Linked DNA regions of Homo sapiens: region 2 is linked to region 1. Evidence: chromatin loops called from intact Hi-C (ENCODE). Cell type or tissue: endothelial cell of umbilical vein. All regions are shown on one strand. Links, peaks and the distances in the headings refer to the core of each region. The heading gives the core; the rest is flanking DNA.

Region 1 (5,361 bases), core at 88-5,087:
CCTTAATGGATTAGGGCAACCGTGAGTAGCATAAAATGCCGCAAATGTGTTCCTTTCCAAATCGCTGAAGGCCAGCTTTGCCTAAAAAACATCACCAGGGCTTTCCACGCTCCAGTTCAGTCAGTGAAACTGTTGTGGTGTGCCCCGTGTGTGCCATGAGTGGCACCTGTGTCCTGAGGAAGGCGAGAGGGGGAGACCAGTCATTGTGACACAGGGTGGGAAGTGTCTGCAAATCAGGTTCCGTGGGTAGGAGGGCACTCACCTCCACGATGGTCACCGGGGACTTGTCACACTGGGTGCCATCCCAGCTGGGGTTGATGGATCCTGAGAGTACAGCGGGAAGGGTGCTAGAACCTCTGGGATCTGGGAGTGCAGAAGCACCGAAGGATAAGAGAACCTGCTCTGGGGAGAAGTGCAGCATTAGTGCTGCTCGGGAGTGGCGGGAGCTTGGGCAGGGACCAGGTCACCCATTGAAAGATCAAGTGCCAAGCTGGGCGGCACCAGGGAGCCTAAAAGGACTCTGTACTGCAGGGGCTGGCGGGGTCAGATGAGAAGAAGCCCTCTGGCTGGAGGGCCACCGTGGCTCCCTCGACCTGTTCTGACCCTGTTCTGCCCCTCCCCTTGGCCTTGTGCCTTTACTGGATGCCCATCCTCATTCCCATGTCCTCACCCTGGCTCTTCCTCTTGCGTTCTTTCATTTTGGGTACCGTCTGCTGCACCCCTTCCCCCGCCTTCTCCACACTCTCCTCCATCCTGGCATGTCCATTTGCCTCTAGCACCCTGCAGGCAGCAGCCTTCATTTTGCTGACCCAGAAGGAACCACCTGACCAGGAGACCCGTTACAGCGTGTTGCTGTATTTATAGCATCAACATTTACAGCAGACTTGCTGTGCCATCACTCCCGGTGGCAAATTTTGGGTCTTTGTGGAGATGTTGAGCCGAGTCCCAATTTAGAATGAGCAGCCCAAGCTTCCCAAGGTTTTTACTGTGTTCTGTGTGCTGCCGTGTGCTTTGTTGTAGCTCATAGTGCTGTGCGTATTCCGGATACCGCTACAGGTTGTTGACTGGATGAAGGTTCTTCCCTCTCACTCCTGCTTGGAATTTCTCCCAAGATTTTCACAGAGACTGTTTTGTTGTTATCTTATAAAATTGTGACCTGTAACACACAAGTATGTAAGACAAATATTTATTTATAAATACATTAGAGATGAGGTCTCGCTATGTTGCCCAGGCTGGAGTGCAGTGGCTGTTCAGAGGTGCGATCCCACTCTGGAGTTTGACTTGCTCTGTTTCCAACCTGGGCTGGTTCACCCCTCCTTCGGCAACCTGGTGATCCCCCACTCCCAGGAGGTCACCGTACTGCTGCCAGACTTGGTGCAGACACCAGATCAGTGTAGCACACTACAGCCCAGAACTCCCAGACTCAAGACGTCCTCCTGCCGCAGCAGTAGCTGGGACCACAGGCGCATGCCACTGCGCCCGGAAAAACTAATAAAGGCAATACTGTTTCGCCCCAGGGTCGACACTGCCAGCCCTCCCAAACCTCCTGAGTACCCACCCTTACCTCAGCCTCCTCTGGCCTCCCCACATAACCCTGAACTCACGACAGTCCCTTCATAGTATTACGCCAGTGCAGGGGTGCATCCCGGGATAAGATAATTTAGGTGTGCCGGGTTTTGAACTTAGGAGTGGGAGGTCAGATGTCTGTGTTCTTGACGGGCTCCTTTTGCACAACCTTATGTCCCCCAGCCTCCTCCCTGTTGCCACACACAGCTGTGGCTCTTTCACCTCCATTGCTGTTTAGAATCCCAGCATCTGCGGACCCATTCTGCTGATTTGACTGGTTTCTCCTGGACACTCTCTTCGCAGCCTTGGTCATCTATAATTTCCTGAGCCTGTGCTATGAGTACCTAGGAGGAGAAAGTTCCATCATGTCGGAGATCAGAGGAAAACCCATTGAGTGAGTATGGAGTCTTCCCAGAGCCCTAAACCACCCCGTTTCCTGGGCCTGGTGTACCTCGAGCCGTCCTGGCACCAGCTGGACACAGACCATGTCTGCCCGTGACCTTGACCTGCTGTGCCTCACCACATTTCCTGAGCAACGCCATTCTTCTGGGCGTTTTAGGAGGGCCTCTGCGGCTCAGTCTTTCTCTCTCTGTCTCTTCCTGTCTCAGTCTTAGTGCTTTCCTGTCTGTTTCTGCCTCCTGCAGTTTTTACATTCAGAGCTCTCCAAGTTGGTTTGTCACCCCAGGGCCAGTGCAGCCCTGTGTCCCTCCGCCTATGGCATGTGCGGATGCCCTGCCATGCCTCTCCCTGTGCTTGGCCTCGGGTTCAAAGTCTGCCCAGAATGTGTGCCCCAGCTCGTCTGGATGGGTGGGAGGGCGGCCTTCCCCACCCCACTGTTCCCAAGTCCTGGCTCTTCACTCACTGCCACTGCCTGCTATGCTTGTCTCTTCCAGGTCCAGCTGTATGTATGGCACCTGCTGCCTCTGGGGAAAGACTTATTCCATCGGATTTCTGAGGTTCTGCAAACAGGTGTGTGCCCCCAGCAGCTGCCTAGCTCAGGAGGAGCAGGGCGGGGTCTGGGAGGCCCTGCCGTGGGCTGCCCTGGGCCCCACCTTAGAGGTCCCCTTTCCTATGAGGCACCCCAGGCCCCCAGCACCCACCCCCCGAAGCTGTTAGGCAGATACCACATTAGCAGGGTGTGCTTGGAGGGGCAGCGACCGACATCCTGGGAGTGTCTGTTGCACTGTGGGCAAGAGCTGATCCCAGACTCTTGCTCGTGTGACCAAGTCTCAGTGTGTGTGAAAATCAGAAGAAGTGCGTGGGGATTCTAGAACCTCCATTTGAAAACTTCTCATCAGCTGCAGCTAGGGGGCAGGAGGGTTTTGGCATTAAAGACACACGCCAGAACAGGCCTCTGCCGTCTCTTCGTCTCTCCCTGCATTTCCTGGTTGGCAATCCAGCCGCTCTAGCTTCCTGGGCTGACTTCCCTGTGGTCTAGAGTAGCCTTGGCAGTCCAGCCGCTCTAGCTTCCTGGGCTGGCCTCCCTGTGGTCTAGAGTAGCCTTGGCAATCCAGCCGCTCTAGCTTCCTGGGCTGACCTCCCTGTGGTCTAGAGTAGCCTTGGCAATCCAGCCGCTCTAGCTTCCTGGGCTGGCCTCCCTGTGGTCTAGAGTAGCCTTGGCAATCCAGCCGCTCTAGCTTCCTGGGCTGACCTCCCTGTGGTCTAGAGTAGCCTTGGCAATCCAGCCGCTCTAGCTTCCTGGGCTGGCCTCCCTGTGGTCTAGAGTAGCCTTGGCAATCCAGCCGCTCTAGCTTCCTGGGCTGACCTCCCTGTGGTCTAGAGTAGCCTTGGCAATCCAGCCGCTCTAGCTTCCTGGGCTGACCTCCCTGTGGTCTAGAGTAGCCTTGGCAATCCAGCCGCTCTAGCTTCCTGGGCTGACCTCCCTGTGGTCTAGAGTAGCCTTGGCAATCCAGCCGCTCTAGCTTCCTGGGCTGGCCTCCCTGTGGTCTAGAGTAGCCTTGGCAATCCAGCCACTCTAGCTTCCTGGGCTGACCTCCCTGTGGTCTAGAGTAGCCTTGGCAATCCAGCTGCTCTAGCTTCCTGGGCTGACCTCCCTGTGGTCTAGAGTAGCCTGGGTGGGGGCAGTGTGGTGGGGTCGCTCAGTGTGTGGGCCTGGGTGTCTGACCATCTGAGCCTGATTTCCAGCTTTTCCTCTGACTCTGTGACCTTGGATAATTGGCTTACCCTCTCTGAGCTTTAGTTTCCTCCACTGTAAAATGAGTGTAATGATACTCCTCTCTAGAGATGGTTGTGAGGATCAGATGAGGTCATGGATGTAGAGCTTTCAGCCCGGCGTGGTGGAGCCCACGGCCTCCTGTTCAGGGAGGCAGAGTCTGAGGGGATCACGCCCACTCTTCATGACCTTGCGTTAGTCTCCTCTGGGGCTCCGTAGGGGCTCTGTCATGTCAGCCCCTCCAGCTTCGCCAAGAGTAGTCACGAAAGTACATGAAACCCACAGCCAAGTCACGATGGCCCTGGAGGGCGGGGCCTGCTGCTCCCTTCTGTGCAGGGCCCAGGCCACAGGGCGGGCACACCCACAAAGCCTCCACCTGAACATGCCAAGTCTCCAGTTCTGCTTCCAGACCTTCCTTCCCTAGCATGTTCCTAAATTCAGAATCTCACCACTGGACCTGCAGGGAAAGAGTTAAAACTATCCTGGGTTCAGGGTGGGGCATTGAGAGCCATTGTTTACCAGTTGGTGCAGCCACCCAGGTTCCGGCCAGCTGTGACTCACTGCCTTGTTTGATGATTATATTGTCTACAAAATTTTGATTTCATGATTGTTAGCTAGTGTGGCCTTGTTAGAAATTATTCCCCAGCCCTGTGGGCTCAGATGTTCTGTTCTTGTTCCTGGCGGTGGCAGGGAGAGATATAAGAAGAAAGAGAACAAAAGAGGCCTCTTCCTTTCTTTACCAGGGCGAGAGAGCACACCCCACAGCTTTGTCCTAGAGGCACAGAGACAGGCCTTTGACTCCTCAGGGCCAGTGCTCAATATCCAGACCTTCTGGAGAGATTCCCTACTTAAAGTAGAGATTCCCAGATCAACCACCCACTACCCTAGCCCATAGGAGAAGTTCTGGAATGGAGCCCTGGAACCTGGCACATGTCTAAAGCTCCCTGGGGGTTCTGATGTCCAGCCCAGCCTGGGAACTGCTGACTGGTCCAGGGTATGGTCAGGTGATGATTCTGGGGCCTGCTGGCCTGGGCTCTGCTGCTGCTGCTGCTGCTGCTTCAGCTTCTCTCTGCCTCAGTTTCCTCACCTGTACCATGGGGATAATGACAGCACCCACGTCAGGGGGCTGTCATGAGTACCAGGTGAGCTGACCCAGGGAAACACCAGCCTGTTGCTAGGCTCATAACTGGAACTCATGCAAACTGCCGTTCTTCCCTTTTCCCCAGAAGGTGCCAGTCCCACTTCTCTAGGCGGGATGACAGGGCCAGGGACGTTCTGTGGGGCTTTCTGAGAGTGGGACTGCACGTCTGCCCCATCACGCGGGCCTCTCCGTATGGCAGCCCCATGGTGTGGGCTGCCTGGGGCTCCCCTGCAAGACCCACTCAGATCCCCAGTTGGGGCAGAAGCTGCAGGTTTCACGGATCACGGTTCCCACTCCAGGCTCCTCGTCCTCTTTGCAGCTACACTAGTTGAGCCTTTTGGATTGGATTTAACCTCCCCCAGCTCCTCAGAAGGGGTCTTAGGGCTTAGATTTATTTGCTTTCTAGATAATGGTGATACTAGTGATGTTATGGGCACCATGGGTCCGCCCGTAGGGAATCGGGAAAACCTGGCTGAGGAAC
Region 2 (5,361 bases), core at 174-5,173, 58 kb after region 1:
GAAAGTGGGGAGGATGGGCTACGCTGATGGAGCGTATGTGTGGTATCCCCAAGTGCACTGAGACACGAGTTTGACGTGTTCTGGGAAGATCGATGGTGCGGCGTGGCTGGAGTAGAGGTGAGGGATGAGTTGGAGGGGTGAGTTGGGCCAGCTCTCATGGATGCTGGAGTCTGGGCTTTCCCTGGGAGGTCATGGGGCGCCACTGGCCAGGGTCAGCAGGGAGACCTGCAGCTGGATTTGCATCGTACAGTGGGCATGGAGGGGTGTCAGGCTGGGTTGGGAACCGTGCAGGCTGGAAGGGCACTCTGGTGCTCTGAGCATTCAGAGGGGGCAGCTGGGCCTTGAAGGATGAGCAGGGGCTCCAGCAGGAACTGGAGAGCGCATTCCAGGGAGGACGCAAGTGCAGGCCCCTTTCACTACAGAAAAGCAGTTTTCACACAGACCTTCCAAAGGGGAGGAGAGGGGACTGCCTGGGCCTGGCAGCTGCGGCAGGTAGCAGCAATCAGAGGGCAGGGACCGCTCCTCCCGTGCCTGAGACCTGCCCAGGGTCCTTCAGGGAATTCGTAGCTGAGGAGGAACCAGATTTTTGGGACTGAGTTCTCCCTCACCACCCGCTCTGAGCCACCCTCTTGGTCCCTTGTCCTCTACTGCACTTCTTCCGGGGCTTGGCTCCTCGTCATGAGAGGAGCTTCCCTGGGCATGGCGAGGGGCGTGACTGACATAGCAGCCCTGGACAAGTGGCTCCAGGTGACCTGTGTTCACGTTGATCACAGCACTAACCACGGCCCCTCCTCTCAGCACCTTCCCCTCTCGAGCCGTCCAGTCCCAGTGAAAATGCTCACCGTTCATGGGTGGGCTGAGCAAGCCCCTGATCTCTGCCTTCCTCCGTGTTCTGATCTGCTTCATCTGCTGTGAAGGCCTCTCGCCATTTCCCCCGCTGGCAAACTCCTGTTCTTCCTGGAAAGTTCAGCTAAAAAGTCATCCCCTTTAGGGGTCCTTCCCTCAGGGGACCGTGCACTTGGCGAGACAGGGACTGGTCTTGGGTCTCTCTGTTGACTGTTTTATGAACCCAGGTAGTCACTTCCAGGGAACTCATCAGAGATGCTACCATTGGCTCCAATCTCCCTCTGTTCCCACTCGAGGTTTTTTGTTTCTTCGTTTGTTTTTCTTTCTTTCTTTTTTTTTGAGACAGAGTCTCGCTCTCGCCCAGGCTGGAGTGCAGTGACATGATCTCGGCTCACTGCAAGCTCCGCCTCCCGGGTTCACGCCATTCTCCTGCCTCAGCCTCCCGAATAGCTGGGACTACAGGCACCCGCCACCACGCCCAGCTAATTTTTTTTGTATTTTTAGTAGAGACGGGGTTTCACCATGTTAGCCAGGATGGTCTCAATCTCCTGATTTCGTGATCCGCCCGCCTTAACCTCCCAAAGTGCTGGGATTACAGGCGTGAGCCACTGCGCCCAGCCCGTTTGTTTTTGTTTTTTGGTGGACATCAACTTTAATTTGCCCTTTGTTTTGTTTTGTTTTTGAGGCAGGGTCTTGCTCTGTCTCCCAGGCTGGAGTGCAGTAGTGCAATCTTGGCTCACTGCAGTCTCGACCTCAAGAGGATCAAGCAATCCTCTTGCCTTAGCCTCCCGAGTAGCTGGGACCACAGGCGCACACCACCATGCCCAGCTAATTTTATTTTATATTTTGTAGAGACAGGGTTTTGCCATGTTCCCCAGGCTGGTCTCAAATTCCTGGGCTCAAGCAATCCGTCTGCCTCAGCCTCCCAAAATGCTGGAATTACAGGCACGAGCCACTGTGCCCGGCCTTAATTTGCCCTTTGAACATGTACAATTCAGGGCCTCTCTGGGCCTCAGTTTCTTGATCTCTGAGATGGGAAGATGGGATAATAATACTTGTTCCTCCCGTCCTTCAGCTCCTCCAGGGGACCCTCACACCAGCACACTCTCTGTCAGTCTTCCCTCAATGAACCCAGCAGGCAAGCTTGGTTTTGACAGAGGATGGGTGAGCAGAGATAAGGAAAACGGCCAGAAATATCTGGCTTCCCTCAGCAGGGGCACCAAAATTGGTACCTGGAAATTGCCTGGCTTGGACAGGCAGAATTGTCACTGTCAACCCCCACCACCAAAGGTCTTGGGTCTTTGTCTTTCTGCTTGTGGTGTTTGAGAGAGCTGCTTGACACAGCCGAGGTGCGGTCTGTGTCAGGTGACCTGGGCATCCTGGGGGTGCAGGGAGAAGCCCAGGTAAGGAGGAGGAGGGGCCGGTCATCAGTGGGGAAAAGTGATTGTCTACCCCACGGGAAGGTCAAGGGTAGGACGCTGTGAGAAGCCAGGGGGAGAGATGAAGTGAGGCATGATGCGGGGGGCCCTCATCCACCATCCCCCTCTTGCAGCTGTGCTGGGAAGAGCCTAGGCTCCAGGGTCCAAGGTGGCAGGGACAGAAGGAAGCACGTGTGAGCACTTTCTCCCTGCTGGCCCGCCTTCCTGGTTGGCAATGCCGTGAGTGTTCCAGGATGTGGCCCCGTGGCTGTCATTTCCTTTCTTCCACCTAGTGATAACAATGGCCACTGTTTGTGTGCCCACAGTCGGCCTGTGTCCCAGACACCTTCCCTCCATTGCGTCATCTCGTCCTCCTGCCTACCCTGAAGGCTGGATGCCAGCCAAGCCTGTCGTTTCTGTGGCCATGCTGTCGTGGGTGTGTGGGGGGCATCCCCTAGCCCCAGGCTCTGGTGGGGGGTACACAGGCTGGGCCATTGACGAAGGGGTGTGTGGAATCTTTCTTTGATTTCACTGCACCCCTGGTGACTTTCTCCCTCAATCTGAGGCTCATGGGTGCTGGATGCTCTTGACTCTCTGCCCTTCCTGGGCGCACCCCTCCGCGTCCCTGTGGGCCCGTCCTCGGGGTAGCCTCTCTGCGCTCTTCCAGGCCAGGCCTGAGTCCCACAGGTCCCCATCTTCCCGGCTGCAGCCCCCAGAGGCTCAGCCTATACTGCTACTTCCTTTGAAAACTATAATCGCTTTACATAGCATCTGGAAAATAGGGAAAAGGAAAAAACAAAAGCCCATAAACCCAGCACCCTCATCTACTCAATGGCATGTTTTCTGTCAGTCTATCTTGGTTTGTTTTCTATCAGGCTTTGTTTTTTCTATGCATAATATTTACTCAGTTAAATTTTTGTTTTGACAAACTTTCTGTGAGCCAAGCTTGTGGACGGAGATGAAAAGACGAGCAGCTGCCTTTGAGAAACTCAGACTCTGGGCCAGCCCATCTGGGTGCCAGCTTTCACTGCTCCACCCACTAGCTGGGTGACCCTGGGCCCGTGACTTTACCCCTCTGTTCTTTGGTGTTCTCATATGTAAAATGAGGATAATAATAGTAACCAGTTCATAGAGTGGTTGTCAGACAGAATGATTAATGTACGTAAAGCTTTCAGGATGGTGCCAGCAAGATGCACAGGAGTGTTTGGTAGGAGGATGACGAAGCTTACCGTCTGGCAGGAGGGGCAGTTGTAACATGCTGGGCTGTGATAGTACAGATGTGTTTAAAGTGAGGGAGAGCCCAGAGCAAGGAGAGAGAACCTGGCATCTGGTGATGGTGTATCAAGAACATTTTAGGCCAGACACGGTGACTCACACCTGTAATCCCAGCACTTTGAGAGGCTGAGGCAGGCAGATCGCTTGAACCCGGGCGTTCGAGACCAGCCTGAGCAACGTGGTAAGACCCTGTCTTTATAATTTTTTTTTTTTTTTTTCTGAGACGGAGTCTTCACTCTGTCACCTAGGCTGGAGTGCGGTGGTGCTATCTTGGCTCACTGCAACCTCCACCTCCCGGGCTCAAGTGATTCTCCTGCCTCAGTCTCCCAAGTAGCTGGGATTATAGGTGCCCACCACCATGCCCAGCTAATTTTTTTATATTTTTAGTAGAGACGGAGTTTCACCATGTTGGTCAGGCTGGTCTCAAATTCCTGACCTCAAGTGATCTGCCCTCCTCAGCCTCCCAGAGTGCTGGGATTACGGGCATGAGCCACCATGCCTGGCCTCTATAAAAATTGTTTGGAAGAAATTACCTAGGCCTGGTGATACACACCTGTAGTCCTAGCTACTCAGGAGGCTGAGGTGGAAGGAGGTAGAGGCTGCAGTGAGCCATGATTGAGCCACTGTACTCCAGCCTGGGCAACAGAGCCAGACCCTGTTTCAAAACAACAACAACAAAAACATTTTTAAGGAGGAGGCTGAGAACCACGAGAACCAAGCTTGGATTTGAAGAAGGATCAGGGCTTTCTCAGACAGAAAAGGAGAGGAAGAACATTCCAGATAGACATCATTGAGAGATGGCACTGAGCCTTGTAATGGGACACTGCGAACTTTTCTTCAGTTGTTATGATCTTTTTTTTTTTTTTTTTGAGACGGAGTTTCGCTCTTGTTGCCCAGGCTGGAGTGCAATGGCGCCATCTCAGCTCACCGCAACCTCCGCCTCCCAGGTTCAAGCGATTCTTCTGCCTCAGCCTCCCAAGTAGCTGGGATTACAGGCATGCGCCACCATGCCTGGCTAATTTTTTGTATTTTTAGTAGAGACGGGGTTTCTCCATGTTGGTCAGGCTGGTCTCAAACTCCTGACCTCAGGTGATCCGCCCGAGTCGGCCTCCCAAAGTGCTGGGATTACAGGCGTGAACCACCGTGCCTTGTTGGTATAATTATTAGTATTGATCTTTTTTCCTTTTCATGTGCCTCTTAGTGGGCCCCTTGCTTTTGTCTTCCTTCTGTCCCCAGGGTTGATCCTGTGCTCAGCACATAGGCCAGGGAAGAATGTGGCTGTGACCCAGTGTCCACTCAGATGTCCTCTCTCCCCCAGGGCACCCATACTCTGTCCTTAGTGTCTTTTGTCTGGTGACATCTTGGCACAGAGGCAGAGGGCGGCCTCCGTCTGATTGGCGCCTGGCTTTGGTGACAGTACCTTAGGAAGGCAGTGTATTTTCTGGGAACCTAGGAAATAACAAGGTATCTAATTCCATCATCAACACTGGGGACAATTTCCATGGCAGAAACTATGACTCTGAATATGCAGCGTAAAGTTACCACCCAGACACTGCTGCTCCTGAGTCTCGAATGGCATCTTCTGCAGGGGCTCCCCCACCTGCCCCTGCAGAAGGTGCAGTTCGTTCATTTCCAAGGAGCTTGCTTTTGTGTGCTGTCTCTCGGAGCTCTTTGGGAAACCTGTGGTAGCAGGAAACAAAGGATTTAGACCAATGCCGATGATCCCCTTGCTCCGATAGAGTGTGACATGATGCTGGTCACCTTTTGGTATCTAGGAGGGGGGACATTGATTTTGTTTGCGGAAGTGAAATGATCCATGCTG

The links. Peaks named below come from ENCODE experiments on the same cell type or tissue, not always from the same donor. Only the 100,000 strongest peaks of a DNase experiment are listed, where the experiment ranks them.
Region 2: it touches region 1 in a loop (5-fold over the local background); 16 of 110 quality-filtered maps call a loop at or near these places.

Annotation. Positions count from the first base shown.
Region 1 is chr22:38,227,843-38,233,203 of GRCh38, reverse strand. It overlaps TMEM184B (transmembrane protein 184B), which reads left to right. Exons shown (of 9, transcript NM_012264.5): 4 at 1,870-1,960; 5 at 2,460-2,535. TMEM184B-AS1 (TMEM184B antisense RNA 1) reads right to left here and starts at 1,884. Exons shown (of 2, transcript NR_186700.1): 1 at 1,789-1,884; 2 at 956-1,156. It also overlaps the pseudogene RN7SL704P. RefSeq lists an enhancer at 3,490-4,220. In endothelial cell of umbilical vein, for the core only: a CTCF peak has its summit at 2,855; DNase peaks (open chromatin) are centred at 2,113, 2,923 and 4,293; H3K27ac peaks cover 3,501 bases.
Region 2 is chr22:38,170,220-38,175,580 of GRCh38, reverse strand. The region is part of intron 1 of PLA2G6 (phospholipase A2 group VI); the gene reads left to right. Among named protein-coding and RNA genes, the nearest start is that of PLA2G6, 8.9 kb to the left of the region's middle. RefSeq lists a cis regulatory region at 1,399 and an enhancer at 1,327-1,471. In endothelial cell of umbilical vein, for the core only: no CTCF peak of the experiment used is centred there; DNase peaks (open chromatin) are centred at 2,550 and 3,200; H3K27ac peaks cover 3,180 bases.